4 separate regions of the Mus musculus genome follow, and all the other regions are linked to region 3. A link is a loop called in an ENCODE intact Hi-C map of the cell type or tissue named here. Cell type or tissue: heart. All regions are shown on one strand.

Evidence for each region. Peaks named below come from ENCODE experiments on the same cell type or tissue, not always from the same donor. Only the 100,000 strongest peaks of a DNase experiment are listed, where the experiment ranks them.
Region 1: it touches region 3 in a loop (3-fold over the local background); 13 of 42 quality-filtered maps call a loop at or near these places.
Region 2: a loop joins it to region 3, with 4 times the contacts of the local background. A loop is called at or near these places in 4 of 42 quality-filtered maps.
Region 4: it touches region 3 in a loop (4-fold over the local background); 11 of 42 quality-filtered maps call a loop at or near these places.

The regions. Positions count from the first base shown.
Region 1 is chr19:36,685,251-36,693,250 of GRCm38, forward strand. Hectd2os (Hectd2, opposite strand) reads right to left here and starts at 4,229. Exons shown (of 5, transcript NR_033510.1): 1 at 3,989-4,229; 2 at 277-417. In heart, no CTCF peak of the experiment used is centred here; DNase peaks (open chromatin) are centred at 3,081 and 4,131; H3K4me3 peaks cover 748 bases; H3K27ac peaks cover 4,867 bases.
Region 2 is chr19:36,550,879-36,558,878 of GRCm38, forward strand. Hectd2 (HECT domain E3 ubiquitin protein ligase 2) reads left to right here and starts at 3,761. Exons shown (of 21, transcript NM_172637.3): 1 at 3,761-4,037. The coding sequence starts at 3,906. It overlaps Gm41838 (a long non-coding RNA gene), which reads right to left and starts at 3,161. Exons shown (of 2, transcript XR_877830.3): 1 at 2,974-3,161; 2 at 2,047-2,856. In heart, a CTCF peak has its summit at 4,001; DNase peaks (open chromatin) are centred at 3,493, 3,533, 3,813 and 4,163; H3K4me3 peaks cover 2,689 bases; H3K27ac peaks cover 1,539 bases; H3K27me3 peaks cover 288 bases.
Region 3 is chr19:36,734,820-36,742,819 of GRCm38, forward strand. It overlaps Ppp1r3c (protein phosphatase 1, regulatory subunit 3C), which reads right to left and starts at 1,785. Exons shown (of 2, transcript NM_016854.2): 1 at 1,734-1,785. The coding sequence starts at 1,747. In heart, CTCF peaks have their summits at 48, 1,844, 3,418 (motif pointing left), 4,953 (motif pointing left) and 2 weaker places; a DNase peak (open chromatin) is centred at 1,932; H3K4me3 peaks cover 2,694 bases; H3K27ac peaks cover 3,829 bases.
Region 4 is chr19:36,673,750-36,681,749 of GRCm38, forward strand. The region is part of intron 2 of Hectd2os (Hectd2, opposite strand); the gene reads right to left. Among named protein-coding and RNA genes, the nearest start is that of Hectd2os, 12 kb to the right of the region's middle. In heart, a CTCF peak has its summit at 3,796; DNase peaks (open chromatin) are centred at 3,952, 4,252 and 5,442; H3K27ac peaks cover 4,518 bases.

The sequences.
Region 1 (8,000 bases), 50 kb before region 3:
ACACAGGAAATATGGGTCAGACTTGTGGAAGGCGTCTGTTCCTGATGAGTACACTAAACAGCTACAACTCATACTCTGATAAAAATAAAATCTTATAAACGAGGATTCTTATTTTGCATTTTCTGTCTCACGAAATAACTCTTATCCTACAACCACAAAGCTCAAGGCCAAATCTCAGGCTTTCCCCGTGAGATCTTCCTGTGGGAACTTCCACAAATTTTCTACAAAAGCACAATCAAATTGCCAATCAATAATACCAAGTACACCATCACTTACCCTAACCCCGGCGGCAAACGCAGGGATGGCTCCAGCTACTCCACAGAGCTGTCCCAACACTGATAAATTTAATCCTGCTTAGCATGTTCATGGGGTTGCTCTCAGTGATCAGTTAGTAGGCTAAAACCCAAATCGGTCATTCTAAACAGGAAGAAAATTTCATTAGCATTTTTCATTTGTAAATGGAAGTAAAAATAGTTTCCTTTGCATACGATTGAAGGTCTGCTTTGTTAACTTTATTAAATACCGTTTTTTAAAAAGACAGTTCCAGCCTTATCTAATTGAAGTAATACATCTAAACCTTTCATACATTGGAACATAGGTAGTGTGGACTAGATGAAGCACCGACTGCTAATAATTATTAATAGCTTCTTACTGCCCTGAGTAACCTTCTACCGGAGCTAGCACACTGGTTCATCTGTGGCTTGGTATGATTCATTGCCCGTCATCTTCTGTGGAATAAATATAAGAAAAGCAGTGAGAGTCAGTGAGCCATGGAAGCAGATTAGTCTTCAGCCAGAGTGATCCAGTTTCTGGGAGTGACAGAACCAGCCCTTACTGATCGGGTACTGGAGAAGGCCCCTGAGCTTCACAGCAATCCTCAAGAGCCTCCTCGTTCTCCCGTCAGAATCTCAAGAGAAGCCTCCCCTCACACCAACAGTGATGAGCGGTCCGCCCGTGTCCCTGGTGGTCTGACGTCACTTCATATGCTTCTGTACTGCCGTACATTCGTTCATCCCAACTCATCATCATTCAGTGTACATACATTGGCGTGTTTCCACTGTCAGCCTAAGTGTGTGAGTGGTCTTTTAGCTTCTAAGGGTTCCTTCAAGCTGTTACTCTCCAGAGACAATATGGTCCTCGTTCCAAACTAGTAAGGAAAGCCATGATTCTGTGTTCGTTCCAGAGACCCATCCAAGTTGAAGAATAAGCTAGTGGGGGGGGGGGGGGAGCTCACAGCTTTGAGATCTGGTCCAAGCAAATCTACATCAGACTTCTAAACCCTGAGCTTCACTTCATCTTCTGTGAGTAGGAGATATCAGATCCCATTATCTTTTTTCCTTCATCCATAAACAAATAACTCTTGAACTCCTAGTGTTTATATGCCGGTCACTGGGATCCACAGTGACAGGGGATGAGAAAGGTCTCTACCCATTGAGCTTATGCTGGAGTCATGGAGAAAACAGAGAGTAACTTTGGTGATGAAGATGAGCGTGGAGAATGAGACAGGACCTTCGTGGGTGAAGAGGAACCACTTTTGACAAGAATGGCCTTTGAGAGGTAGCCATCAGTTTGAGAACTGACAAAGAGAAAGAGCCAGCCGCCATTCTCCAGGAAGATAGCAGAAGAAATTTGTTACAAGGGTGTAGAATTTTCGTTGAGGAAATAGTCAGGGCTGTAACGTGGGGGCATTGAGTGGCCCACAAGGAGGGGACGTGCTGTTTTGTACTGTGATGACATAGAGCCTTTCCTAGGCCTGTCTGTCATGGGACACAATTTGACTCCTTCTCTACAAACATTATTGAGTGCCTACTGCATGCATCCGAGCTCAGCACTCCTAAGGCTAATCGGTGCTCAGAGCCAAGTGTCTGGAGGCCAAGAGCAGTGTATCCTGACCCTTCAGGGCAGCAATGACAATGACAAATAGAGTGGGATTTGGATGCTCTCCCCTGACTATAAGAGGAAACAGACGTCTGAGAACGTCTCATGTTCGAAAGCTTAGGTTTCACCAACTGTGCAGTTTCTAGACGCTGTTCGCTCACACGGAGCGGGCAGGGATCTGGATTTAAAGATTGCCCTACTGGACTTCCAGGCAACCCATTTGTCAGCCAGCCTAGATCTCAAAGCCCAGCATACATGGGCAGCTTCACATACCTGGCAGCATCTGCACAGGGTGGACTAGCCTGACAGGCACATTAGAGTAACGGGGACAACCTAAAAGGCTGAGGCGGCAGTCAAAATACCTAGGTGACAATCCCAGCCAAGTCTCTGGGACTCAAGACTCTGATAACTCTTCAGGCACAATCCTGCCAAGGGAGGGCTAAGCATGGTGGGCACTGCTCACCCAAAGCATCCCTGGAACCCTCAGGGAAAGCACCCCCATCAAGCCACCACCTAAGGCCTAGAAGCTTTCCATCTCAAGGCAGCTGATTTCAAGTTGTTGTTCCGTGTACCTAGCAACTCAGCTGGAGTTGAGCAGCTAAATCGGAATCTTGGTCCTATGTGTTCTTCCCTTTTGGTACACTCGGGAGGAGGTAGAGATTGTTTCTCACCTCATCCAATGAGACAAGAAAGTGCTTGGTGAACATTAAGCAGCTATGGAGAGTTGGGAGTCAGGGAGACTCCTTGCACAGTCCTTAGCAGATCTCCGCTGTCTGCATAGTCTCTTGCCCTGAACCTTGATACATCTATTCTCCACTCCAGGACTATTGTGAAGAATACTTACCTGTCACATGACCGCAGCTATCCCTGGAGTAGTAGTATAGCTCCCCCACCCCCACCCCACCCCCGCTGACTACCTTAACCCTGAACAGCAACCATCTTTTTCTCAGCCTCAACAAGAAGTCTTGGCTCTAGGCCAGCGGACTGGGACGAGTGTGTGGAAAATGTGAGGCGCTTTTCCTTCTTGGGAAGAAAGCCAAAAATGGAGTTCTCTGGAATTCTATAAATTATGCGCCCAGAGAAGATTGAAGTTTACAAAGGAAAAAGGAAGAAACTCCCCCACTATTTGCTTAGTGAGCTGGGTCAGCCCAACTAGTGCCAAAACCCACGTACTTGGCCCATGTTGCTATGTTTGCAAAACAGGCCCATGTTCCAAGAGAGACCAGAGGCCTATACACAGCCAGCCAGATCTCTCTTCAGGCTGCTCTCTGGCCTACTTCAAAGTCCCTTGGATCCCCAAAGTCTGTAGCTTTGTTTCTTGGGCCTGGAAGGCTGAAGCTCAGAGAGGTGGAGCACAGGAGATCTTTCTGCACATTGGCTAGGCTTCACTCTTCCCTGTTCTTCCAAGTTCCCCAGCCTCCCTCCTCCACTTCCTCCTCCTCCCCCTCATCTCTTCCCTCCCTCCTCCTCTGCCTCCTCCTCCACTGTATAAACTCCAAGAGTCAGGATGGCTGATCAGCCTATATCACCTCGAAGAAACCTTCCCTGGTCCTGAGATAGGGTCAGTGCTCTTTCCCAAGGGCCCCACAACACCTTGTCTGTGTCACATGGTATTACTAATCTGGCCATAGTTAGTCTTCCATAGTCATCTCAAAAGCAGAGACTCTCTTGCTGTGGCATCCTCAAGTCACTCTCTCAGTAAAAGAGTCAGTAAGTACCCTTTCTGGCCTCCTATGAGCCACCCTGGGACCTGTTCCCAATTCAGATAGAGAATTTCTCCCAGAAAGAGAAAGGCATACTGGCAGTTGTGCTGTGTTATGTTGTGTTGTGTTATTCTGTTGGGTTGTGCTCCGCCCTGTCTGTCTAGCCCAGTCTCCCATATATCTCAGCCACATGGAAGCAAACTCCAAGCTTTTTCTCACTAGCCTGTCCACTGCTTTTCTCACCATCTCCTTGGTGCCCCCAACCTCTCACCCTTCCTAGGCAACCTTTGAAGAAACAGTCCAACTTCTTCCACACAGAAACCGACCTAACCCTCCCACCCATTCCTCCCCTCCCACTGAGTAGAAACCTGTTGTCACAGACCCATGAACCCCTTTGCCATGCTTACCTCTGACCTCCTCACACTGACTCCGAAGGTCAACCCCAGATCTCAGCTACAGGAGCAGCCCCTGCCTTCATCATCCCCACCCCTAGTCCCTAATGCAGTGCTTGGCACGCTATCACAGCTGTCAGGAAGAGCTTGCTGAGTTAATTCATTCACTAGCACGCAGAAGATAATAATAGCATTCGATGTCACCGGCAGAGTGAGTGCAAAGATTCCAGCAGAAGCTATGCACAAAGAGGAAGAGACCATAGCTGTAGGCTGCAGTGACTTGTGAGGGGGAGGAGAGAGAGATGTAATGGAGGGACAAGATAATTAGCAACAAGACAGAAGGATGGAGGACAGCCTAGGGCAGCAGGGGAAATGAGAAAAAATACAATCTATATCCATATATTCTACCCTGGAAAGGGATAGGAGAGGGACCCTGAAAGAGTTAGTGGGTTAGTGGGAAAGAAAAAGTGTGGATTTGATCAAAATAAAGTCCATTGATACATGATGGAAAAATAACACTAAAACAAAAACTTGGGAAAACCCAACCATGCCTTTAAATCAAGTCAGATCCAGGTCTATTCTGGCTTAAAATGCCAGTGTCATCTCAGTGTTTATGAAAATCCTGGAACATTTTATCCAACCCTGTGAGGCCCATGCATGCATCCCAGCTCTCAAACTCTGGAAAAGGGGAAACTGAGTCCCACGGTAACTTTTATAGGAACGTTATTTTTTTAATAAGCAGATTTATGTACTATTTTTGCTACAAACTTACCTGCCTTTGGTTTGAAATCCTTAGTACACCTTTCCAGAGCTGCTTTCTCATGCAAACAAAGCCCCAGGGGCCTCTGTTGTATAACACAGGCGAGGCTTTTGTTTGTTTGCGTTTCCCCCACAGTGACCCATTTTTAAACTGCCCTATTTAATGCTGTAGGAACCTATTCTGGGATTGTTTATCTTCTAAATTGTTATGGAACCTTAATGTTATACTCTTCAAATGAGATCCACTGAGAACCAGGAGAAGAAGGGGGACTTGTTTTTCCTTTTGCTAGCTGCTGTGGCCCAGCTTCAGGCCCATCCCTGGGCCACGGGTCATCTGGAAACATTTCTGCCTACACAGAACATATGGTCTGAGAAAAGAAGGGGGGTGTACTCAATAGCAGGTAATTATTTTGAGCCAGGCACTGCCCTGATTACTGAATCTTACTTTCTCCCAAGATCATAAGCAGTAAATATTGTTACTTTCACCTTATAATCAAGAAAACTGTGGCTGAGAGACCAAGGGCTCACCCAGGTCTAGCCACAGGTCAGAATAGGAACCATCCCCCCCACTGTGCTGTACAAAAAAATGGGAGGAGCCACACAGTAAAGGGAAACCACTTCTGATTGCCAGGAGAGAGGTGACCTCAGTTCCCTAACACATCCCTTGCTTCCACTGGGCATGGCGGTTGTAACCGATGTGGTCCAAGCATTTTCCTACAATCCTATTCCCTATAACAACCCGCGGGGAGGTGATTCAAGTCCACCTTGCAGTGAGGGGTCTTTAGAAATGCCCAGAGAGAGTAATTAATCCATGCTGGGTCCCATAGAGGCAGAATTAATGTTTCAACTTCTTCTGGGTTTGTGCAAAGCCTTCTCCAACTCTCCTATACCCTTAAAAGAAGCAATGGGCATGAAGCTATTCAGTTGATCACTATAGTTCTGGGAGGATCATGAAGAAAGAACCTCACAGACAGTACTCAGCAGAGAAGGGCTGGTCCTGAGGTAGGAAGCCATCAACCAAGGAGTACGCATGGCTCCAGCTGCATATGTAGCAAAGAATGGCCTTGTCGTGCATCAATGAGAGGAGAGGTCCTTGGTCCTATGAAGGCTCAATAGATGCCCCAGTGTAGGGGAATCAAGGGTGGGGAGGTAGGAGTGAGTAGGTGGATAGAGGAACGCCCCCATAGAAGCAGGGGGAGGGAGGATGGGATAGGGGGTTTCTTTGAGGTAGGGAAACCGGGAAAGGGGATAACATTTGAAATGTAAATAAAGAAAACATCCAAGAAAAAAGAAAAAAAGAAATATGTGCACAAATTTCAGTTTCCAAGAAGGTTGACAAAAATATACCTGTAAGGCTGGGACACATAAGTCTCATGATTCATTACATCACAGGAAAGCAAGGGCCCTTCCAGCTGTCACCACCAACCCCTAGGCAGCAAGGCTCAGTCCCACAGGGGAGCCTGGGCCAAGATCAAATTACCCAAAGCCATGACTCAAGTCAATACAGTTTAAAATAAGTTAAAAAGCTATGTCATCTGGTTTAGGATTTTAAAAAAATGTTATAAAAACAAAACAAATATACTAGTTAGAACCAACAGGGGAAGTCGGAGATGGAAGCCTCAAGAGAATGCCATCAGAGTGAGCAGAAAGACGGGGAGGCAACTGGTAGGAAGCCTGGTTCAATTCCCCAAGCCCTGGCACAGAACAGGTAGGTATTTACAACATGTGCAAGAGTCCTTCATATTCCAAGTCAACTGTGTGCATTTGGGAGAGTGGAGATGGAGTCAGAGAGGGTCAGAAAAAAAAAAAAGAGAAAATTAAAAACAGTGCCTTCAACTCCTTGGGGTATGATGGCGCTGTGTTCCATAGCTCTTTTTCCTGAGTGGAAGCAAGAAAAGAAATCTGCTGTCACTGAAACAAGTCCCCTCACATCCATCTTATCCATCCATCAGGTGCCACTAAAGGTAGTCGTTATCCTTATAGGTAAGTACTTTTCACCCACTGTAACCATGAAATGCAAGCCAGTGACTCATCTGGTGGTAGTGCTCACCCAATAAAAGAACAAGACAGTGGACTGCTGTGGACGTCTGTGATGGACCAAAGGAGCCTCCCAAGTGAACCTCAGCAAACGTTTCCTCACCTGATGGAGTCACGGGCAAACCTGACTGCACGTGGCTTCAATCTTCCATGCTGACTTTGGACTTGCTGTTAAATCAATATAGTGACACTGACTGGAACCCTTGCTGCTATGGAGCATCTGCTGAGAGCTCAGGGGCCAGAGCTAATGTGAAGGGACATAAATAAATAAATAAATAAATAAATAAATAAATAAATAAATAAACAAACAAACAAACAAATAAGAAGTGGTTCCATTTTTAAAATAAATATAGCTACGTTACTTGACAGTAGCAATTAGTGTGGCAGGATGACCCAGCTGCAGGGTTTCAGGATGATTTTCAGGAAAGGAAAGAAGGAAGCAGGGATGGAGGGAGGGAAGCAAGGAGAAAAAAAAGGAAGGGGAAGAAGGAATAAGGGGAGGGAAGGGAGGTGAGGGGAGGATAGAGGAAGGGAGGGAGAGAGGAAAGAAGGGATGGAGGAACTAAAGGAGGAAGGAGGGGAAGAAGGAAGGTAGAAAAGTAGGGAGGGAGGGAGTTAGGGAGGGAGGAAAGAGAAAGGAAGAAAGGAAGGAAGGAAGGAGGGAGGGAGGGAGGGAGGGAGGGAGGGAGGGAAGGAAGGAAGGAAGGAAGGAAGGAAGGAAGGAAGGAAGGAAGGAAGGAAGGAAGGGTGAGCACATTTTTTTCCCCAATTGCTTCCTCTTTTATCCCATTCCAAGAAATCCAAGGCTCTCTTGCTCCAAGGAAGAGTTAGGGCCCTTTGTATACCAAAGACAAAAACATTAAAAATGTATGTGGGCTACAGTGTACGTCTGATACATGTATACATTGTGTGTTTAAATCAGGGTTAACATGTCCATCTCCTCAAACATGTATCACTTTTAATGTTCATTGTCTAGCCCTTTACAATACACAGAGCATTCTTGTCCATCATCACTCTACTGTGCAATAGCATCTTACTTCTATCTGTTGCTTAGCATCTATGTCCCTGCCCCTCTCTCCCTCCTAGTCTGCCTAGCCTCGGCCACTTTCTACTCTCAATTTCCATGAAAGCACTTTTCTGTGTTCCACAAATAAGATCATGTACACCCTGTTTTTCTGAGCTTGTCCAGGATTGTTGTAGTTGTTGTTTTGTTGTTGTTGCTGTTATTTTG
Region 2 (8,000 bases), 180 kb before region 3:
GTCATTCTGGTGGCAATTAGAGTAGGTAAGAAACTGAAGGTAAGACCTAAGGCAGACAAAGCATAATCTTTAAGATATTAAGGGCATTGAGGAGTCCATGACAAGGACCATTGAGGAGTCCATGACAAGGAGCATCCAGCTTTAAGGTGCCAAACTTGACGATCACTGCAGCATTTTGACGATCACCGCCACATTCCTCAGTCTTAGATCTATGCAACAGTGCATACTTTTTTTTTCAAAACTCCATCCTCTCTTTGTTCTGATTTGCTGCACTACAGTCTTTCTAAACAGTTTTATACATTTGAAACGTATTTCCATATCATACAGCTCACATAAAGGTCCCACACACACAGAAGTGAATATGGCCGTTGCAAGTCAATCCGTCTTCTACTATGAACATGGCTTTGTCACTCTTCCAACTCTGTCCTTTCCATCCCTGCATCCTCTGACCTCTACCCCTAAGTCATCACTGTTCCACTCTCTATTACCATAGATGTCTGTTTCGTACATTTGTATTATACGTTTTTTATATAACATATTTTAGTCATATTCTTTCCCCTGCTTCTACTCCTCCCAGGTCCTCTCCATCTTCTTACCCTTCACCCCAAATGTCACATTCTTTTATTTTTCTTTCATGATAATCCCACCATTAGAAGCTTCTAAAGAAAGAGTTGTATAGGTGTAAACAGTATCTGGGTACAGTTTTGGCTTTTGTTTTTAATAAAAATAAGTAAGAAATGCTCTATCTTTGTGTATGTGAAAAACAGAAGTCGTGAACAGGGTCTTAGAGAACATCTCTAGTTGAATAGAACCTATTGTCTACAACTGCGTGTTTGCTTCATTTTGACGGCCAGTGTGTTCCACTTTCTTCTGTAATGCAACAGATTGGATGCATTTTTCTCCAAAAAGTTACAATCATTGTACCCAAGGAAGTATGCCAAACACGGTTAAAAGAAGTATATTTATTGACTTCACTACTTCAGGACCAATACTCAATTGGAATATGAAAAAGACGCTTTCCTTAAAAAGTGTGTCGCAAGGCTGATGAGATAGCTCACTAGATTAAGGAGCTGGCTGCCCAGCTTCACATCTGAGCTCCATCCTCAGGGACTCAGACAACAGAATGAGAGAACTGCCTCATGCTGCCTTCTGACCTCCACATGTGCAACATGGCACATCAAGCGATAAATTAATGTGATAGAACCTTAAAAGTAAGTCTGAAGCACACATTTAAAATAGACCACATGATCATAATGATTGGTTAGGAACCATTCTTAAATGCTCTTTCAGAACCAATTTTGCTGTTGTTCAGTACACTATTATTACTGTGTGTAATTAAAGGGGTGCTCTGTCAGCTAGACTTTCCATTGCCTTCCAACTCTTATCTTTGCCATTCATTCCTCTTTGGATATAATCTCTCTAAATCCCATTTCATTGCCCCATGCCACCCCGTTCCCCTTTAGGTCTTTTGCCTTCCTAAATCAGATGAAAAACCTGATTGATCAAGTCCAGTTGCATCTGGACTTAGAAAGGTCCCCACACTTGACCATTACATTTGGTGTCACTGAAAAGCGTCTTCAGCACATCTTTATGCATAGCAGCCAGAGCTCTGTCTGACTCCCCTCAACCCCCAGATCCAGTAGGTACACACAAAAAGTTTTTCGTGACAGTTGCCTTACAAGTTCTGCCAGAGTTATCATTCTAGCTTACCAAGAGCACCCCCATCTACCTCCCAGTCCTTACCCGGGGCTTGTATGAAAGAGACTTTAAGTGGTACATTATGAATCATGTATTTAGTAGGAAGTGGAAACAAATTCATCATGATGCTTATCTTTCCTATATAGAGCTCCCAGCAGAATAAACCAATGGGCTTGTTTCCATTGCCTTATCTCGTCTGGAGCAGTAGAAATGAACACTTCTGACTTGCCAGTTTTTTTGCCAATATCTAAATATTTTTGTTCTATTGAATGTGACTAGATGTACAGACACACTTTTATTTTGTCTCACACATGAAAAGTGAAAGCATAAGGCATGCGATCCAACTCGTTTCTGATCCAAGTATTTTAATAGCAAATTACTAAATTTGGTTGTAGACAATAGGAGAGATAACCCACCATCATTTCAGAATTTATTCTACCAGTCTAGACACAGTAGCATGGTACATCTTGAATCGTATTTAAAATGAAAGGTTGGTTTTACAATGTTTGTTACCAGTTTTCAGCATGCTGGCCTGCTAAAAGAAAACAGATGTCTATGAGATAGTCCGGAGATTTAAGAAGAGAGGTCTAAAAACAAAAATTCAAGAAAAAGGAGACAGAAAAGGGTGTTGCAAAGTAGTGCCTGTGTCATTTGGCTCTAAAGATTATGAAATACCTGGCTACTTTATTCTACTTATTGTACACCTTTTGTTATTAATAGAGAAACGATGGTGACAGCAATTATATTAAAACTACAAATACTTCCTAGAAATAGAAGCAAACTTTATAATTTCCAAAGTAATACAGTAGGCACTATCCGATTCACTTTATTGCTTGCTACAAATTCTGGGCTTGAAAAACAACCTCATGCCAGGAAGAACTGTAACTATTTATTTAGTTCTGCGGACTCTGAATTATATAAAATGACAGTCACCAAATCCCCTCTGAATTTGTTTCAGAGATATTCTTGCTTCTTGTATTTGGAGCTGAGTATTCTTGGATTAGAAAATTCACTTCACCATGAATAAAATAACGAAGTCTCAACTAAAAATCCCAAGACCTCAATGTCGAGAAATTCTCTATTTTTAGTAAGTGGTACAGTGAATACTTCCTCTCTCCCTTCTCCTCCATCAGCAGGTGTCTCTGCCATTCCAGCAGACTGATAAAAGGAAAAGGAGGGGGCGAGGAGAAAGGAAATTGTCTAAGTCGTCGTCGGGTGGTGGAGGTGGGGATATTTTAACATGACGATTTAAAGTAATTTTTTAAACGTTCTTACCCAGAATTTATTACGAGGTTTATTATGGATTACTCAGCAGTTTGGATCTGTCCATCTGTAACTTATAAACGGAAGGGGACAAGGGATTAGAGGGAACGAAGGACGGCGGGGGGCGGGGAGAGCAAAATGTAGGCGCGTGGGCACGGAAGGGAGAGGCGGACTTGGCAGTCATGAGGGACCGCGGCTCAGAAATGGAAAGTGTGGCCTGGCCGTCCTGCCCTGGAGTGTGTGTGGGAGGGGAGCACGGTGTCGCATTGTCCTCTCCCGACCCTAAGCGCTTCTCCCGTAGGATGAGGCCAGGAGAGGACACGGGGAAAGAGTTAGTCATAAGGATGCTCAGGTGAGCGGTCTCCCAGTCTCCCCGGCGCTGGAGGCACTGGAGGAAAGATCAGGGGGCAGACATGACCCCGAGTCCGCTTCCTGAGCGCGAGTTTAAAGGTCAAAGGCCACCAGCTGGGTCAAAGGTCCCCGGCTCACCTGCCACTCCAGGTGAAGGGAAAGCCAGGGTTAGAATCCGTGTCACAGCCTTTACAAGGCCTGTCGCCCTCCCACCACAGCCCGCGACCAACATGGCGACCAGGCGCCCCCCAGCTCCCGCCCCGCGCCGTCTCCTCAGCGGTCCCCGCGCGTGACGCGGGGCCGCGGTCTGAGCCCCGGCCGGCGGACCCGCGGGAGCGGAGCGCGGCCGAGGGCGCGAGCCGGGCGCACGCAGGGGGTGGGCGGCGGAGCCTGGCGGCCAGCCCGGGGGCGCGCGCACACGCGCGGGCGCGCGACGGGCCGCGGGCGCGCGCGGGGGCGGGGGCGGCGCGGCGGCGGCGGTTGGAAGGAGCCCTCTCGCGGCCGCGGCAGCAGCAGCAGCGCCCGCCCCGGCTGCAGTCCGGCCGCCGCTGCCGCCGCCGCCACCGCCTCGCGCCTCAGCCGCCCGGCCAGACATGAGTGAGGCGGCTCGGGATCTCTCGCCCGGAGCGCCGCCGGCGGTAGCCGCGGCCGCCCCGGAGGAGAGGAAGGGGAAAGAACCGGAGCGCGAGAAGCTGCCGCCCATCGTGACGGCCGGCGCAGCCGCGGTAGGTGCGGCGGGGGCCGGGGGGCGCCCTGGGCGGTGGGTTGAAGGCGGCCTGGAGAGGGGACAACAGGGAAGTTGCGCCTCGAGGGCAACGGCCATCACTTGGGAACCGCGCCTTCCACGCTCGGGGAGTGGGGTCCGCTGCCTGATGCTGGGTGTTTGCTTGTTTTCGGGGGGTCTGGCTCCCGACTTTCTGCTGAGGGTCGGCATCCTCTGTTGGATGAGCATGGGTGCCAGTTGGGCGTCAGGGAGGTTTTCCCTGAGTGGGAGAACCTGCCTGTGGGCGCCAAGGCAGCGCTTCCCTTCGCTTTTGCGGTCCTTTCTCCCCTCGGGTTGAACAGTCTCAGAGAGGAGTTTCCTCCTAATTCTGACCTTTCCGTTGCTATCCGGGTAGTGGGAGGCAGTTGCCTCCCTGGATGCTTTTATTTTTTTCATACGGTACTGACGTGTGATTTGAAGGAGCGAGGCTTTTTCTTCTTTTAAAACTCGGCTATCCAAGCTTAATAAGCGTGGTAATTTCCCAGCTGGATTTTGCAAGGGTTAATTTGGAAGGCGCTCTCAGCCTTCAAACTCCATACTGCCAAATGATGTCATGGGACATCATCCCCTCTCTCCCTTCCCCCTGTTTGTACTTAGTGGTTGGGAGTCTGGTTGCTTTATGATTAACTTCTGGTTTTGACATTTTTATTTGACATAGTATTTAAATACTTTGGGCAAGTTTGCTTTCAAGTATTTAAAGATTATGACTTGTCAACGCATCTGTACGTGACAAAATAGTAAAAGTTTGGGGAATATTATACATTTAAAAAAATTTCTACTTGCAATTAGTTTCTAGAAGCCGCCCTCCTAAATGACTAGGAACTTACTAAAATAGCTCACTCTTCTTTATAAAGTATTAGTATCAGAATAATGTTATGATTTGGTAGGTTTTTCAAAAATGTCTGAAGCCTGTAATAACTGGAAATTGTTAAAGACAACTCTTTTATCATAAGTCAGCACAGCAGATTTGGACAGCAATGACACACATTTTAAAAGGATAACTACAACTGATTGGTAAATTGCAGCTGTAGTTAGGAATTACCTTGGGAGATGCTTTGAAGCAATTTGTCATTCATATTGTAGTCTGTTGGTGCACAGGGTTTTCACAGCTTTTTATGTAGGACTTCTTAATGCCAATGTAGTTTGTTTGTTTCAAGTCTGGGTATGTGTCTAGTGTGTGTATACGTGTGAGTATGGGTATATGTGTATGGAGGTCACATATACATGTGACCTGGTGTTGGTTGTCACCCCATGCTTTGGCAGTTTTTTCCTAAGGTGGTTATTAAGAGGGAAAATGTAACATCTGCTTTTAGAAGCAATGTTATGAGTTTAGTGTCTAACAGCAAGTACCTTTCCCCAAATTATTTATATATAGTGAAGAATATATTATATATAGCAAATAATGTCTATTATTTATCAATATTATTTACATATAATTTCAGTGGAACTGAAAGAAAGGTTTGGAACTTAACAGAAGCTGATACAGTGTGGCTGGAAGTCTAACATTTGTTATCTGAAGCACATAGGTCTTAGTAATTTCAAGTTTTTCAGATTTTAAGAAAGTAATCCTTTTAAGTATTACCACATGTAATAACTACAGTGAAGTCCTGGCCAATTTCCTGGCATCAGTAGTATCTAAAACTGTAGCCAATGTATTGTTTGTTCTGTTCAGTGGAATAAGGTTAAAAACTCTTACTTGCCTTATGGCATTTCAAGGCACATCCACATTTGTGCTACCAAGTGAATTGCAAAGACACTCTTTTTCAGGATGTAGACTAGTCAAAGAGCCTATAGTTTAAGAATTTTTAAAAAATCTTTGAACATGGAGGATAAAAACAGTTTGGAATAGAAAACTTGGGATTCTGAGGCAGTTTCTGGTGGTGCCTTAAAATTTCTTTTGACCTTGATACTGCTGTTGGATTTTTCAATGGAAATTTTAAGAGGAAAATGCAAGTATGTATTGCATATTTTTCAAGAGGATTTTCAGAGCTGAAATTTTGAGGCATCATGATAAAAAGCCTAAGGAAAAAAAATGCTGACATCTGAAGATGAGGAAAGCCAGGGCATCTGGGATGACCGGATTCTCCAGTAGAGTGGGGAAGACTTGATGGAATGTGGTGGAAAGAGAAAGACAGTTTATTGCCTCCTAGTTTATTTCTGAACTCTGTAGGGCTTAAGCAGAACTCAAGGTTTGTTTAGTATCCTAATTGACATCAGGAACTTTGGGGACCCTTTTAGTGATTCTTCCTTTTTGCCCAAATTAATAGCTCCACCCTTCCAACTTGAGTTTATATTTCAATTCAAGTGGCCCTGTAATCATGTGGGGTTTTTTCCCTCAGAAAATTAGTGTGTCATGGTTATGACGGTGTAGAAACAAGTAAGAGTGACAGCTCACGAAAATAAAGAAGAGGTCAGATTATGCTGATCCTAATAAGGCCAAAAAATATAAGCTATATTCTGAATGTTTAAAGAGGGGTGCCATGATGGGAGAGAGAATGGTAGAAACTGTAAATTCTGATACTACCTCTATGCCAAATTCCATTCAGAAGATTCCTGACACAGGTCTCAAACGAGACTGACTGTAGAGTTACTTTGGTAGGATGTTGGTCCTGACTCACATCCCACCCTAAGATACCAGTTTTCAATCTGATGCACAGTAAAAATCAACTGGGAAGCACTATGACGGCCTAAATGCAAGCTTTTTTGTTTGTTTGGTTTTTGGTTTTTCGGGACAGGGTTTCTCTGTATAGCCCTGGCTTCCTGGAACTCACTCTGTAGACCAGGCTGGCCTCGAACTCAGAAATCCACCTGCCTCTGCCTCCCAAGTGCTGGGATTAAAGGCGTGCGCCACCATGCCCGGCCCAAATGCAAGCTTTTTAAATCAGAATTTCTGAGACTGGAGACATATTTTTCTTTTAACTTCTTGGTAAAACTAAGAGTGAACACTGATGCTGTAATGTACTGAATTAAAAGCTATGAGCACAGCTCAGCAATCTGTGTTTTAAAACTACACCCTCATCCCAAATCTGCTTAGCAATAGCTGTCAAAGTGGTTCTATGAAAGATGGGGTGCAGGGGTTAGTGAAAGGGATGGCTGTTTAAGTGTCTCAGTGAGAGATGCTCAAGAGGCCCCAGGTGATGGAAATTAGACATACTGAATTCACTAAGGCTGGCAGATTGAAATGGAGACAAATATGTAAATTAGTGATTTAATACAAATATTAGAAAAACATGGTAAATAAAGGAGAAAATACACAAAGGAGAGACAGAATTAACTGTGGCAAGTAGGGACGAGTTTTATTGCTTCCTTCAGTATTTAATGGGCTGAATGGGAAAGAGAGGTTCTCACTGGAATTGACTATACCAAGGAATTAAATAGATTCAAAAAAGATAAATTTTATATAACTAGGGAGGTGAAATCAGTTTAAACTGTGTGTGTGTACATGCGTGAGTGTGCATGTATGTGTGTGTACATGTGTATTTTGCTGAGGATCAAACTCAGGGCTTTGTGCACATGCATTCTATCACTGAGCTACATTTCCATCCCTAGTTTGGAATTCAAAGGGAAGCTTGCCCCCAAATAGAAGATGAGGAACTGTGCCAAGTAGGCAGTAGAAGCGTTTAAGAGAAAACACAAGGTGTGTGCAGAGGACAAGAGTGACAAGTTTGTGTTGTGTATGAATGGGCTTGCTGGAACCTCTGGACCATGATGGAGCTACCAGTCACTGAACATATGTTATGCTTAGCTTTGCACTAACTGGGGTAGAAACACAGACAAGGCTTAGCCAGAATGTCGCACCTCCGGTGATCTGGGGCTAATGGATAACAAGCAAATCAGTATGTAAAAGCCACAGTAATTCTAATGTTCCTAGTTATACAGGACCAGTTAGTTCTACTTTAAACAGTGGGAACTTAAAATTTTGAAA
Region 3 (8,000 bases):
CCAGACAGCTTCTTCCATTATCACAGTCCCAGCCTCTCGCTCCCTCTGGCTGCTGTTTCCTATTTTGGCTCTCGAACCGGTTTTACTTCTCAGGAGAAGTAATCCACTTGGGAAACAATAAATGAAGCAATTCTTAAAATGTCATGCTGTCCTTAGAGTGACAGTAGGTGACGCTTGTTAAAAGAAAGAATGACTTTTTCATTTTATCACAGTCATCCTCATTTTTTCACAAATGACCAACTGCAACACCAGCCAACATCTCACAGACTAAAGGAAAAACTTTAAACAATCTACAGTTCATATAGAAAGATGCCCATGACAGGTCCAACTATAAAGGGAATAGCTACCTGCAGGGATAACAGACTTGTTCATTCTGACCAGTAATAACCACTTTACTATAGCTCTGTCTTGTAGCCTGCAGTGTACATTATATATACACAACATAAAGTAGTTTTAAAAACTGATAACCAGAAAATGAGCTGTTTTAAAATACACTGAAGATATATGAATTTATAAATACTGAAAACTACAAAGGAAAACACTAAGATGTTCATTATCTTTGACTGATGGAATTATAGCATCTACTGGTTTGGGCTTCTATGATGTTTCCTGTTGTTGAGCAGGTCCTATTTACAAGTAGGAAGGCAATAACAATAGTTTGCATCAAACAAAGAACCATCCATCAAGACTTTTCTGGCCTTTCTTTCCCTTGAACCACACTATAATTCCACACTTACAGAATTAGGTTTTTCCTCTCCAATGTCAGCCTTATAAATCAAAGAAACATGAAATACAGTAGGTGCCATTTTGGAGTCTGGGGCTTTATTAATTATTTATTCTTTAACAGTTTATATATGTATATAACATATTTTGATCATAAATATAGTCTGGCTTGAAGAATTCTCTTCATACCAGTGCTAAGCACAGCACCCTGTATATGGTCATCATCACAAAGTGGCCTGTAAAGAATGTATACTGAACTCACTTTAATAGCTCTAGGGTTTTTCTGAGAGGATTACAAACTTCCAGCAACAAAACCTCAAAGTCTATTTGTCTCACAACCATTAAGAGGCAGGATTTGGGGAGGGAGAATTCTTGGACTAAGTTACAACTGGAGATGCAACATTTCGTGAGATGGTCTTGGTTGCCTGGTTGATGGAGCTGTTGTTCGTTTTTTATTGGTTGAGCTGTTCTTGTTTTTCTTTTTGTTTTAGTTTTTTTGGTTTTTTTCCTTTTTTACTCCTGCATTTATAGAAAGTTTTAGTAGTGGGCTATTTCCCTGGAATTCTAAGTCCTGGCCAAGAGTTAAAAATAATAGCTTGCTCAAACTCTAAGACTGCATTTTCTATGACAAACCAGGAGAGGGGAAGTGGGGAAAGAAGAAATGCAAAATCCTCTACCTTTTGCCACAGGCTAAACTACCTCATCAATAAAACTAAGCTGCACCCAAGTGTTTGGGTCTTTGAGCTCAAAGGCAACAGAGTCACTTCAGCAAAGGAATCCCAGCTAAAACTGACTCACTAAGGCAGTTTCTACTGTGAGATGTAGATTCCCAAAACAGGCGCTAAGAAATACAACTCAAATTCCATCCCTTCAAAGCCTCCGGGACGATTCAACTCAGCCATCAACCTGGGAGTCTCCCATCTGCAGAGAAGACAAAACCACAAAAGCCCCCAAAGTCCCCGCAGCTGCAGGCTCCCCTCCATTCGGGCGCAGAGTTGCACTGAACCTACCTGGTGCAGCTCATTGGACCGAGAGGCAGCGGCGACCGCGACAACCGCACCCTGAGCAACTTCGCACTCAGTACTTAAGAGGATGCAGCGCCGCGGTCCAGCCGGCCGACTGACCGCAGGCAACCGGGAGGCAGCTTATCAAAGCCAGATCACGTGAACCGGTCCCTCCGACCAATCAAAGGCCGTGCGCCCTGACCAACCACTGTGCAGCTGGGGCACGAGCCCCTGCCCCTGGAACGTGATCACCGCGGGGCTGGATGTGACCAGAGCGTGCTGGAAGGCGGCCGTAGAGTCCCTGAGCCCTGGGCCAGCGGGATCCAGCCGTGTTCCCGGAGCCTGGCGTGCAGCACGTAGCTCACGGCTCGCAGCTGGCCTTCTGCAGCTTGTGCGAGCCTGGCGGGGTCTTCTATGGAAACGCGTAGGTCTGTGCAGAGTTGAATCTGAGCTCAGAAAGTTGTGGCTCCGCCCGGTGTCTGTGTTATTTGAAATGCTTGTGATGCTCCTTGCTTTGTGTCCAAGCACCTTGGCCCAAGCAAAGAGAAGTTGGCTGGCTCTTCTTCCTCCACAAATAAAGTCACACAGCCACTCAAATGTTAAGAAAACACGTGAGCCCATGAAACGAAGTGGCCGTGTGTGTGTGTGTGTGTGTGTGTGTGTGTGTGTGTGTTTCCCTCTGAAGACAGAGGCAGAGAGGGCCAGTCTGTACAGCCTAGCGAGACTCTGCCTCTGAATAAGCAAATGGAGACTATGTGCTGACCTATTCAGTTCTCTGCTTGGGAGAGAGAACTATAGGCCAACATGAAGTTACTGTCCTTGCTCATTGTCACCAATTGCAGCAGACAGCCCAAATCCCTAGACTGAGTTATGACATCCTTAGGCAGAGGTCAAAATCACAGTTGATTTCATGCCCTACCCACCCAGCGGCTTTCGCTGAGATTTCTTTCTTTTCTTCTGTGCACATAACCAACACAAAGCAAAACTAAAATAAATATTTTTTAAAGAAACGTCTACTGAACATCACAGAGGAAAAAACTTGATAATTGGACTTTTAAAAACTAAAAAGTTCGACCGGGTGTGGTGGTGCATGCCTTTAATCCCAGCACTCTGAAGGCAAGAGTCTGGAGGATCTCTGTGAGTTCGAAGCCAGCCTGATCTACAGGATGAGTTTCAGTAGTTACACAGAGAAACCCTGTTGGGGGGAGAGAGAGCAAGGCGCGCGCACGCGCAGGGGCGGGGGGAGGCATATCTGTTAATCAAATATAAAATTGTTTTCTTCTTTTGTTTTTTGTTCTTCCCCCTTTCCTTTCCTCCCTCCGAACATTCCTACGTTCCTTGGTCTCTTTCAAATTCATGGCCCTTTTTCCCCCTACTTGTTGTTCTATGCGTATGAATACTGATTATTTTTACAAAGTCCATGACCTAGCTCTGCTTGGCTATCTAGAAGCCAATTAGAATGTGCAAAAAATTCCTCTGTCATGTAACTGTCAGACTCAAGAATTGTTACAATGGAGTAAAGAATAAGAACCATGCTATGGGGCTGGAGAACGGCTCAGAGGGTAGGAGTCCCTTGCTCTTCTTTCCACAGACCAGAGAGCAGGTCGTACCACCCAGCTCAGGCGCTCATACACAGCCTGGAACTCCAGCTTCAGGGGCTCTACCGCCCTCCTCTGGCTTTTGCAGGACCTGCACACATGTGCACATAACCAACACAAAGTAAAACTAAAATAAATATTTTTTTAAAGAAACGTCTACTGAACATCACAGAGGAAGAAACTTGATAATTGGACTTTTTAAAGATTTATTTTTATATTAGACATATGAGTGTTTTTTACCCCTCTGTATGTATGCATACCACATACATGTAGTGCCCTCAGAGGTCAGAGGTGGGCACTGGATACCCTGTCATTGGTTGTAAGCCACCACGTGGGTGCTGGGAACCAAACCCTGGTCCTCTACCAAGGGTAACAAGTGCTCTTAGCCGCTGGACCATCCCTCTCTCTCCCTCTCTCTCTCTTGGGCTTTACTTCTGAATAAAGCACCTGACCAACAGCAGAACTAACGCCCCTCTCAAGATGGCCAAGACCACGTGAAAGGCCAATGTTTAGGGTTTTAATCCTCACCTGAACCCAGGCAAGTTCTAGCCTCAGATTCCTGTTGTGCAATATGGAGATGGTAAATTTGCTTTGAGGAATAAACTTGTGTGTATCAGCAACATCCCACGTTAGAGCTCAGTTCAATACTCGATCCTCCTGTGCTCATTTCTACTCTCACCTCAGCAAAGTTAGTACCTGAGAGAAGCAGCAGTCACCACCATGCATGGCTCATTGAGTCTTATCATGGGCCAAGCATGCGCACCATGTCATCTGTTAAATACTTACAGCATCCTACATGGAACTGCCTGTCATAAATACCATCTTAGATAAAGGAAAACCATTAGGAGATCAAGAAACCTGGCCGGGACCTTCCAAGTAGAGTTGTGGCTCTCTGGGATCAGAACCTGCATGCAGGATAACTGCCGTCTGCCCCATTCTGGCTTCCTTTCATTAATGGTCAGTTACAAGGATAAAGACAGGAGGCGCCTTGTGTATTGTTGGCTTCAAACACTTTGTGTTTCACAGTTGATAAATCTAAACCCCGAGGAGGAAGCAGAGCTGGTAGCCAAGGGCTGGTTAGGTCAGAGCCAAAACTAGAATCTTGGATAGGCCTTTTCTCTACGCAAACCGTATATGCTGAGATAAAGGGTGACTATTACCAGCTAAAGCTATGAAACAGCACACTGTAAGAACAATGCAGTTTGATTCTACTTAGGAGGGAAAGATATGCAGGGACAGGCTCTAGAATATTCTTCACCAAAATGTTAGTGCTTACTAGGGGATGGTGACAGTACTCGTGGTAAAATGTTTTTGTTTTGCTTCTTCGTGGTTTTTGGAGATTGTTGTTGTTGTTGTTTTGGTTCGTTTTGGTTTGGTTTTTTGGGTTCCACACACACACACACACACACAATGAACACAGAAGGCTTCTGTAATTAACAAATAAATTTGAAAAGGTTTTCAAGCTTTCAGATTCAAGTAATTCAGAGAGACTCTTAGCTGGGTGCCAAGAACCACGTTGGAAGCTTTTTAAATGTTCTCAGGCTGCCCCCACCCCTCCCCATCCCAGCCCCACCACCGTCCTAGAAAAGCTGTATTGACTCTGCTTACGCTCCTGCCCCCTGGTGTTGATTAATGCTGCCAAAACAGATTTCTATTTCAACTTCAAGAGGACTTTTTAAACAGAAAACAGTATTCTTTCCTACAAGAAGTCAAGGTAACCTGTAAGCTTAATAGTCCAAGCCTCTCCTTCAGGCTCCTAGCTGGTTTTTACTGCCTTTCATTACAGGATTGAAGGTACTGGAAAGGAATCAGTGTTTTTTCCTTGGGTGTTGCGTCAATGAAGATGGACTAAACCAGAAGTTATGAAGAATTTTATTGTTTGTGGGCTCTATCCAAGTGTGGCTTGGCAGCACTCAAACGTTGCTTTGTCTTACTCGTCTTCCCATAATAAATCTATCAACCAGGGCTCGTTAATTGGTGCATGGTGTCCAGCATCATGCTTGAGGTTACCTGGAGTCATAAGCCATAGCCCTTTACCCTTGAGACTATTCTAGATATTTCTTTTATTTTAGGCTCAAAAAGTACCCCACAGATGAGGGGCTGCTGGCTGTGTGGTTTACACAGTGGGGTTGTCCAAGCATTTGCTCAGTATCTCACCTGGAGGCTGGACTCCTTTTGTGGGAAATTCACCCTGGGGTCCCCCAGTTACCAACTCATTTTCTTTTTCTTTCTTTCTTTGTTACTTTCTTTCTTCCTGTGTACATAAGCATTTTCACACATGTGTGTGATATGTATGTGTGTGTACATGTTCACGTTTGTGCACGTGTGTAAGAGTATACATGTAGATGTAAATGTCCCACGAACATTTCCCACAGATGTTCCAACAGATGTGCTGCAGGACAACTCCCCAACAATGGGCAGCTGTGGACGGGAAGTCCAAGAATCTAGTAGTTGCTCAGTCCCACGAGGCTAGTTGTTTCAGCTGGTCTTCTGTAGAGGCTGGAATCCTGAGTAAGTAGGTTCCAACAGATGTCCTGGCAAGTAAGAGCAAGCAGGTGAATAAGAGTGAGTCTTCCTTCTTCCAATGTCCTTATGTAGGCCTCCAGCAGAAGATGTGGCCCAGACGTGTACCACCACATCTTGACCTGGGACTTGCTTTGTCCCAGGTTGACTCAGAGATCTCGCAGGTGAGCCCTCCGATTCTGGACTGTAGTTCATTCCAGATATAATCAAGTTGACAACCAGGAATGACCATTACAAAAGGGGTCATTTACTCTTCTTGATGGTGTCTCTGTAGTCACGGAAGGCTGAAGGTGGATAAAAGTGTTGAGTTACAGGGGGCCTGAAAAGTAACAGCTGAATCATGCTGAAGGACGTTTAAATGTCACTACAACATTTAAATGTCACTACAAGTGAGTGAGTCCATGTGTGTATATGTGAGTGCACATATGTGAGCATGAGTATACATGTACACGTGTGCATATGAGTGTGACTATGTATGACTGTGTGTGACTATGTGTGTAACTGTCTGTGTGTGTGTGACTGTGTGTATGACTCTGTGTCTATGACTGTGTGTATGTGCATGTGGGTGTGGGTGTGACTCTGGGTGTGTGACTCTGTGTGTGTGTGTGCATATGTGTGTGAATGTGTGTAACTGTCCCTGTGACTGCCTGTGTGACTGTGTGTGTTACTGTGTGTGACTTTGTATGTGTGTGTGACTCTGTGTGGTGTGTGTGTGTGTGTGTGTGTGTGTGTGTGGCTCTGGGTGTGTGAGTGTGTGTATATGTGCATATGAGTGTGTGTGACTATGTATGTGACTGTCTGTGTTAGTATGTGACTGTGTGTGTGTGACTGTGTATGACTCTGTGTATATGAGTGTGTGTAACTGTGTGACTCTGTGTGTATGACTGCATTGTGACTCTGTGTGTGTGTGTGTGTGTGTGTGTGTGTGTGTACAACCTGACACCTGAGTAGAGGTCAGAGGATACATGCAGGAGTTGGTCCTCTGCTATTTAGGTTGTAAGAATCAAACTCATGGCCTCGGGCCTGGAAGCAGGTGCTTTACCCACTGAACCATCTTGCCTGCCCTTTAAAGATTTTAATGTGACCACCTGGGAGATGAAGAGGGAAAGAGTTCTTCAAGAAAAAGAACAGATCAAATCCCAGCAACCACAGGGTGGCTCACAACCATCTGTAATGAGATCTGATGCCCTCTTCTGGTGTGTCTGAAGACAACTACTACAGCGTACTTACATATAATAAATAAATAAATCTTAAAAAAAAAAAAAGAAGAACAGAAATTAGAAAAAATATACCTGGATTCACAGGAAATATCAGAAGAAAAATCAAAGTGATTTTCTAAAATATTCAAAATAATATTCTGAAAAAGAAGGTACTTTAGCTCTATCAGCTTAAATTGTACTATAGAGTTTTACAAAATGAATATTGGTACCCAAATACAGAATTAGCAGTGAGAGAAAAGAATACATAAATGTACATACTTACATATTAGAATTTCCTATATGCTTCAAGAGGACATTTCTAATAAGGAGAGAGGGGATTGTTCAAAAAATGGGCATCTGACTAGCCTTGGAATGGATATTAGAAAGATGTATACAATAAATGGCTTTCATTCTCTGTGGAGAGGAGCCAAAATGGTTTGATGGCATAGAAACATGTATAAATAAGACATGTCAGTAGGAATGTCTTAAGTCTGTTCTGTGTTACTATAACAAATTGCCAGATATATAATATATTTGTAATAAATAAATGTGTAATATATAAAGAAATTTACTTGGCTCTTAATTCTGGTAGCCAGAAAACTCAAATAGAATGGTACAGGACTCTGGCAAAGGCCAACTGTGTTACAACACAGCAGAGGGTGTTCCATGAAGGAGCATAGTTGAGGCCAAACAGCAGGAGCATGCAGAAGCAACAGATCACACAGCAAGGGAGGACAAGAGACAGAGGGGAATGGGAGAGATAAGCTTCTCTCTTATATAACCAGCTCTGCCAAGAACTAATCCACTCTTTTTAAAAAAATCTACCCTGCTTCTAGAGATCAGCTTAGCATCAGTCTCTTCAGAGGATTAAGCTCTTAAAGGATCTGACACATTTCCATATGAGTTTGACACACACATCTGTCTAGGGATTCTAATTGTTTTTAATTAGGTTT
Region 4 (8,000 bases), 61 kb before region 3:
ATGTACATGTGTGTGGATGTGTTTGCATACAAATACACACATAAACACACATGTAAATGAATTAAAAAGTTTTAAATATCTGCCCACAGAATTCCAGTATTTAAATATTGCAGTAAATCAGCAGAGCCATTGGGCTGTGGATGTCCCAACCTTCCCTCTGTCCTCACCTACCCAAAGACATCCTTGGGTTCTGTAAAATAGCTTAGACACTGAGAGAAGACCATGTGCACAGACATAATGAATGATCCAAGACTCTTTCTCACATTTGTTTCTAACACAGTATCTGAACCATAGAAGAGAGAGTCCTACCCTTGGCCAAATCACTGCTCCAGGTAGTGTAACAGGTCACAAATCTTTTATGTGCTCCCAGGACACACCACCATGACCTTATGAGCATCCTATGAGGGCAAACTGATGGTCCATGGCTCAGTCATTTCTTAGAGCTGGTGCCCAGCCTGCACAGCACTCATCGGCGATGGGCAAACTGGAGAGGCACCACTCACACATATTAACCCCTCCTGCAGCCAAGCTGTTCCTACCCTACCCCAAGCTATCTTCATATTGGAAGCCTCTACAAAGCCCACATGTTATGGATGACATCCAAGGTAGCTAAAGAGAGGCAGACTTCTGGTCTACAGAGTGAGTTCCAGGACAGCCAGGGCTACACAGGGAAACCCTGTCTCGAACAGAGAGGGAGGAGAGGGAGAGGGAAAGAGAGAGGGAGAGGGAGAGGGAGAGGGAGAGGGAGAGGGAGAGGGAGAGGGACAGGGACAGGGACAGGGACAGGGACAGGGACAGGGACAGGGACAGGGAGAGGGAGAGGGAGAGGGACAGGGACAGGGACAGGGACAGGGACAGGGACAGGGACAGGGACAGGGAGAGGGAGAGGGAGAGGGAGAGGGAGAGGGAGAGGGAGAGGGAGAGGGAGAGGGAGAGGGAGAGGGAGAGGGAGAGACTGCTCATGGAATCCTCAGACGGAAGGGGGGAGGGTACCAGTGAACAGAAGGAACCAGAATCTCAGCTTTATCCATGTCCTCTTTGTGCCATGGGACACATGAAGATGACTTCTGCTTTTGACATCTGACTAACTGGACATTACACGTATGGATGCAGCAGATATGATTTTACTTAATTTTAAGTTATTTAGCAAAGTTTTCTGTTTTGGCATCTGCTATTCATCTCCACTCATGATTACTAGCTTACAAAGAAGTAAACAAACAAGAAATGAAACAAAACTGTCACCAAATCTCTCTTGAATTCTAGAATATGTAGTTTGCTTCTATAAGGTTGTCAGCCACAAGGTCCTTTTAGCTGGGAAAAGTCCGTCTCTGTGTCATGTGATCTCCGCCGACTACAGTGGATTCAGTGAAGAATACAGACTTTAGAGCCAGGTCAGCAAAGAGTCAGAGGGTACTAAGCACAAAACCTGTTGACCTGATTTTGATCCCTGGGGCCCACATGATAGGAGAGAGCCAATGCCTTCAAGTTGACCTCTGACCTCAAGAGGGATGGGGCAAGAAAAAATATTTCAAAGACTTAGAAGCTGAGTCAATCATTCGAACCATCTTGTTTTACAAAATTGGAACTCAAATTGGTAGTAAGTTATTTAAAATTCACATGGAAGCCAAGTGTGACATGACCAGAGTTGGGATTTTATGCTTACAAAACAGCTTGAAAGGAAAATTAAATATGATTTTTTTACAAAACTATTTCTGCTTTAGAACTCCTAATTATTTTAGTTTTCTGGTGCCAGAGGAAATGTAAGGGAGATGAATATCAACCACATTTTTGTCATTAAGTCAGAAAGACACCGTCCTGAAATACAGGACTGGACTCAGGTTTAAGAAAAAGTGCCTTAACCTGTTAAGGAAAATAGTGCTTATGAGGGTCTTCTGAGTGAGGGGTGATGGCTAGGAATGTTCCAGACCCCACTGATCATGGATGTCACATGCACCAGGTGGCATTTATTTTTGGTCATTGTTTTATTGAACTTTCTTTCTTTGCGATTTAATGAAATAGAATTCACTAATGTTTGTCAATTCATCTATAACCATTATCTATTTGATATAAGTTTACACATACCTTCCAATATGAAACTTTTAATCCCATGGTTCTGTAATAGCAGACCACCAACTTGGAGATGAATCATGAAACGAACAGAAAAGTTAAGTCAGCAATGCCCAATGTAACCTCTTCTTGTTTTATTCTTCATAAAAGTACCTATATCAGTTAGGATAGGCTACATGCATGATACAATAATAAAATTGTAGAATATTGCTGTCTTAAACAGTGTCCCGTACAGCCTTGAAGTGGGCAGGCGGAAGGTATGGTACCTTTTCCTTTAAGCAGTTGTTTTCTCCACAGTAAAATGGTAAGATGTAGATAGTCTTTCATGTTGCAGTGGCTCAGACCCAGGACTGGGTGAGCATAAACCCTGTCTGGTGGAGACTGCCACAAATACAAGAACAAGGAAGGAAGCAAAGAGACTCCTAAACTGATTCAGAAAGTGTCTCCTCGAAGTCCTTTGTACTTGGTCTTATCAAGGAAAACCACCAGAAACTGAGTGACCAGTCCCAGGAAGTCATGTGTGGTCTACATTGTACAGCATGCTTACAACACAACCAGAGTCAGTGTTGATGACTTGCCCCTCCTTAGTAATGGACAATCAGACATCAGTCCACCATTTCCCAGGTGCACTGACACAAATTCACCTGAAAACTTGTCCCACCCACCGTGGGAATTCCAGTTAAATGGGCAACTATTAGGGGTTGACTGAGGGTCACACATATCACACCACACAGATAACTTTTCTGAGGTGGTATAAACTGGTTCTCTTCCCAGATCGTGGTATAAATGGCACTGATTTGGGGTTTGGGTGAAATGGAGGGAAATGGATAGGCTGCCCTAAAGGAAAAGATGCCGGTGTTGAGGGCATTTAAAGTCCTGTTTAACCTATAGTGCTGTGGTCATCCACACCCTCAGAGCACGTACCTCCATGCTATGTCACAAGCTGGCTATAAATCTCTGAGAAGTTGCATTCCTCCTCTGAGCTGTCAAATAAAAAGATTTTTAAGTATAAGCCCTGCTACAGAAAGACATCATATTCAGAATGCAAACATGTAAAACTCTTGATGAAGGACCACATTCCTCTACACATGACACTGGCGGTGGCCCCGGACACGTCTTCCCATAAACTCTTTGGAGATCCAGGGAGCGTAGTTTCAAAAACACCAGGTTCCCCAACCTCTCCATCCTTGCCTATGATTCAGATTCCAGCTTTAATGACGGCATTTCAGGGTTCTAAATCTGAAGACATAATAAGCCGGCTCAACCCTCCAACTCCGGCCACAGGACTGGCTCTGCTGAGCCTGCTGTGTTCATCTCTCCATGGTGCCAGTCAACCTACCACCCCTCAACCCCACCCCCTTGCCCTGAAAACTGTTAATAGCAACTACTGAGGCTGCAAGCCCAGTCCCTGAATAATGCTGACTTCTTCTGCCTGTACTTGGGAGCCAGCAAGCCATGCGGTTAACGCCGACACTTTGCAGGACGAGGCGTTGTGCGCCAGTGTCCAGGTTCTGTTTCACTCCTTTCCCCGTTAAGTGCTGAGGGCTGACGCCACAGTGGCGTGAGCCTCTCCTCACATCCCAGACTCCTTGGTCTTTCTCCAGGTGATTAATTAGGATCCTGGGGGACACTGGAAGCGCCTTTGGAATATTAAAGCCTCTATTCTGGCTGCCTTGCTTAGGCTTCTTCCATACAATAAAGGAGCCAATTGTACTGTTAAAAGAGTGTGTCTCAAGAGCCTTCCTCTGGCCAGTTGGGTGAGCCCATGTCCGGGTGTTTCTAGCAGAAGCAGGATGTGACCTTTAAGACTCACAACTATCGGGAACACCCTTTTCAGTCATCGGCATTTAAAATGTCGTCGCTCTACTTGCCAGTGAGTCCTGTCTTTATCTAGGTCATTTACTCAGCTGTTTACTGAGCGATTCTCTAGCTGCTCACTGCTCCAAGAGCAATCCCAGACAAAAAAATCATTTGGGAACTTGTAAGGACTGCAGAAACTCAGGAACCAAGCCCAGACTATTAACTGTCAGCCCTGGGAGCCAACTGTGGGTGGCATATCTTCCTTATGTTCCTGTATTTGAATCAGATCCCCAGACCACTGCTTTCATGGGAAAACTAGGGACACTTGAGCGATGTGGCCAGTAGCAAGAGCCCAGCTGCCTCATAGCAGCACATCCTTTGTCACAGGAAGCCCTGGCTTCTATTTCTGACTTGGCCACCGATACTCTAAGTGGCCTTGGCTAGGTCATTTGAGAATTTGGGGCAATCTGGACTCCTAGTCCTCGGGGACTAGCTCTCAGGACAGAAAGCAGAAAGGGGGTTGTTTCTCAGTATGCTGAGAGCTTGCTTTTATTGCCAAGCAGACCATTGTCCTGATGTACAATCAGTAGTCAGTAGCTAATTACTATCCAATGAATATACAATAACCATGTATCAGTCAGAAACAAAATGCAGTTGGGAAAGAGAGGAGGAGCTTCAAGCAGCTCCCGTGGTCATTTTCTCTCGTTGATGACACCACTCAACAGTTAATCACGTTGTCACATGCAATCTCTCTATGGGACCTCACTTTGTTTGGCTACCTGGGACTTCACAATGGAGTCCTTTAGCTTCCAAAATATGAATAACCATGCCTGGGTGCCCTGTCATGTCATGCAGAACTGTGTCAAGAGGCCCCCCTGGCCATACCTTGAAAGTCATAAGACAGCCCCAGGCCCTTCATATGACAGAGCCTCTCTGTGAAGGCCAGCTAAGCAATGTGAATTCTTTTCAGTCGCTCAAATGGGTACAGCCTTTCCAGAAAACCCTTTGTCATGTGTTGGCCCTCGGGAGGAGCAATGAAGAAAAATAGGCAGGCCTGTGTGTGAGTCACAACACTGTTAGTAACCATGGAAAACGGTGAGCAACCTCACTGGTCACCAACAGCAAACTGGTTCAATAAACTGGTAAATGCAGATGCCACCCTACAGAGTTTAAGAGCTACTAAAAAAATCATGCCTCGGTGAAGGCCTGAAACCCCACTCCCACCCCAGAAAGCTGCTGAATCATCGATTCATGCAAACACACCAAAGACTACATTATGGAAGGTGATTGCATATCTCCTTGAAAATGGAATACATAAACAGGCATAGAAAAAGAAATAACACTGACGATATCAGCACTGGGAGCCGACTGTGGATGGCTTATATTCCTTATTTGATTTATTAGTCTCTGCAGTGTAAGTCATGGCAATATTCAAAAGCTGGAATTCTGTTTTAGAAAGAAAGGTACAGCAGCATCCCTTGTGATTGCAGGCGCTGCTTTCAGGATCACTGAGCTCATTAGTGAGACAGCCACTCTGGCTGGGGACATGAAGACCCAAAGGACAGGACTCCACACTGGCTGTGTGCCACTACCTGAGTTGACTTGAACAGACACCAGTAGCCTAGGGGCTTGGGGGTGGGGAGGAACGGCAGCAACCTTTTCATTCAGAGACTCAGAGAAGAACAAATAGAGACGGGATCTAATTTCTTCCTAGCAGACAGAAAGCACACAGCCCTGCAAACTGTAGGGCAGCATAGATAGGTGCCACAACCTCTGCAAAACCCTGAAACCCCAAACATGATTGCAGAACCAGGCAGAGGGATGCAGACAACCTTTCCCCTGTCTCCTGGGGCCTAAACAGCCAGACCAATTTTCCTGCCAGATGTTCCTTTTGAGACCCAAAGGAAGGCAATCTATTTTCAAGAGAAGAGAGCAATGGAAAGCTGTGATCCCTCCCTCCTGCTCACTGAAAGGGAACATCTATGACAGAGAAAACCAACAGCCATGGGAACCTTGGTTTGTTGATTCTGGGGACAGCAGTGGGGGGGAGGGGGAGAGTGAGTGGGCGTGGTCAGAAGGACAACAGGCCAGTGGTGGTGGCAGTCCTGAGAGAGTAATTGTGTCAGTGGATGTAGGGGTCTGGCATTTCCCTGTGTGAACTTATTTAATCTTCATAAGAACCCAGAAAAGTAAATAGCATTGTAAAGCAAGAGATGAAAGAAAGGCCAGAGAGTTGCTTCCTTGGTAAAGACCAAAAACTGAAACCCAACTCCAGGAAAACATTTTTCTACTAAAAAAAAAAAAAAAATTCAGGCACACACCTTTAATCCCAACACTCAGGAGGCAGAGGCAGATGGATCTCTGACTTCCAGACCAGCCTGATCTACAGAGTAAGTTTCAGGACAACCAAAGATAATCAGAGCAACCCTGACTCAGGAAAAAAAATTAAATAAAAAAATAAGACTTTTCTGGGTTTTTATGAAGATTAAGTAAGTTCACACAGGGAAATGCCAGACCTGTACATCCACTGACACAATTACTCTCAGCCCTGGTGATATTTATCCAAAAATTCTGATTTTTTTTAATGGGCTGATTCAGCCCTTGGTTTTCTTCCACACGTGGCCTTAAGTTGGTTCTAGAGATATCTACAACACTCCTTCCAATACATTTAATAAACTCAGTATGCTCTGCACTCCTCCTACAAAAAAACAATAACAAAAAAAAAAAAAAAAAAAAAAACCTCAAGATCTTCCCACATCAGCATGAGATTCTTAACATATTTTCTCTCCACTTCACTAAAGAACCACTTCACTTTCTAGGAGCTATTTTTCATCTGCCTGGATGATGTGCCCGGATCCAGCTCTTACCGTGTGGGAGGTTTTTACTGTCATCCTCTGCAAGAATACCATGTAAGAATGTCTACCCTGACCCTACACAAGAGTGTCTAGCTAGAAAAGGATGACAATAAAATTTGCACTTGAGCTTTTGTAGAGTGCTTTGCTGTGTCATGTGCCCCAGTGATGGGTGGGGGTGGGAGAGACACACACAGAAAGGAGAGAGAGAGAGAGAGAGAGAGAGAGAAAGAGAGAGAGAGAGAGAGATCAAAGGTATTTCTGTCTGGAGATGATGAACCTGTCTACGTGTCCAGAGAACCCTCCCACTCAGGTTATATATGCATATGAAGACAGGACTCTCCAAAAGGCTGGTGCTCTGGGCTGCAAAGGAAGTATGGATATTCAATGGCCAGATGCCTCCTGAGTTCCAGGCACAGGCCCTGGCACGAGGGTATCACTGGTGCTAGCACACAAACCCTCCAGCTGCCATGAAGGGGCTCACAGACCAGTCCACACCCTTCCATAGTCTTTCTTTCTTCTTTCACAATTCTATAAGAGCCAATCCCATCCCTCTTTCCAGGAACCAGGCATTTTCAGATAACAAACCCCAAACTGAGAAAGGCTACAAAACAGAACTCTCTAGTCACAAACTAAAGGGGTCCATGGTTCTTCCATCCTCCCTTCATCCAGGAAGGTTCTTGTTTTAAACATCTGTGTCAGCCAGAAATACAGGAAAACTTAAGTCTCTAAATCTAACTGGGTGAAGCCAACCGTAGAGTGAGACAGAGGGTGATACTATTCTATATATGTAGACATGGAAAGCTGCCAAGGTTTTCTAGTAAATGAAAAAAGCAATTTGTAATAAGACAATGCAGCGCACGGAGCACAGTTACCATGTGTGCCTAGGATAAGCTCTGAAGCGGTCATAGAAGATGTTCACATTCTGCAACCAGTTCCCTTCAGTCCCTCTCCCTTGAATGTGAACTGGATTTAGCAATTCCTTTTTAAGGAACAGAACGAGGTAGTGGTATGGGACTTGATAGACTGTCATAAAGTATGACATGTCTCTCTTCTTGCTCTCTCTTTCCCATATTGCCTATTTGGGGGTGTGTGGGGGCAATCAACAAGAGTATCTCTGTGACAAGGACTAAAAGCCTCCTGCTAACAGATACAAGTGGGCCACCTTCGAAGAAGCTTCCAAACATTCCTAGCTAGATCTTCAGAGAAGAGAACTGCAGCCCCTGCCAGCATCTAAGAGCCTATGGGGTTAGTACCCCCAACTCCCAAGTTCCTGAGGCA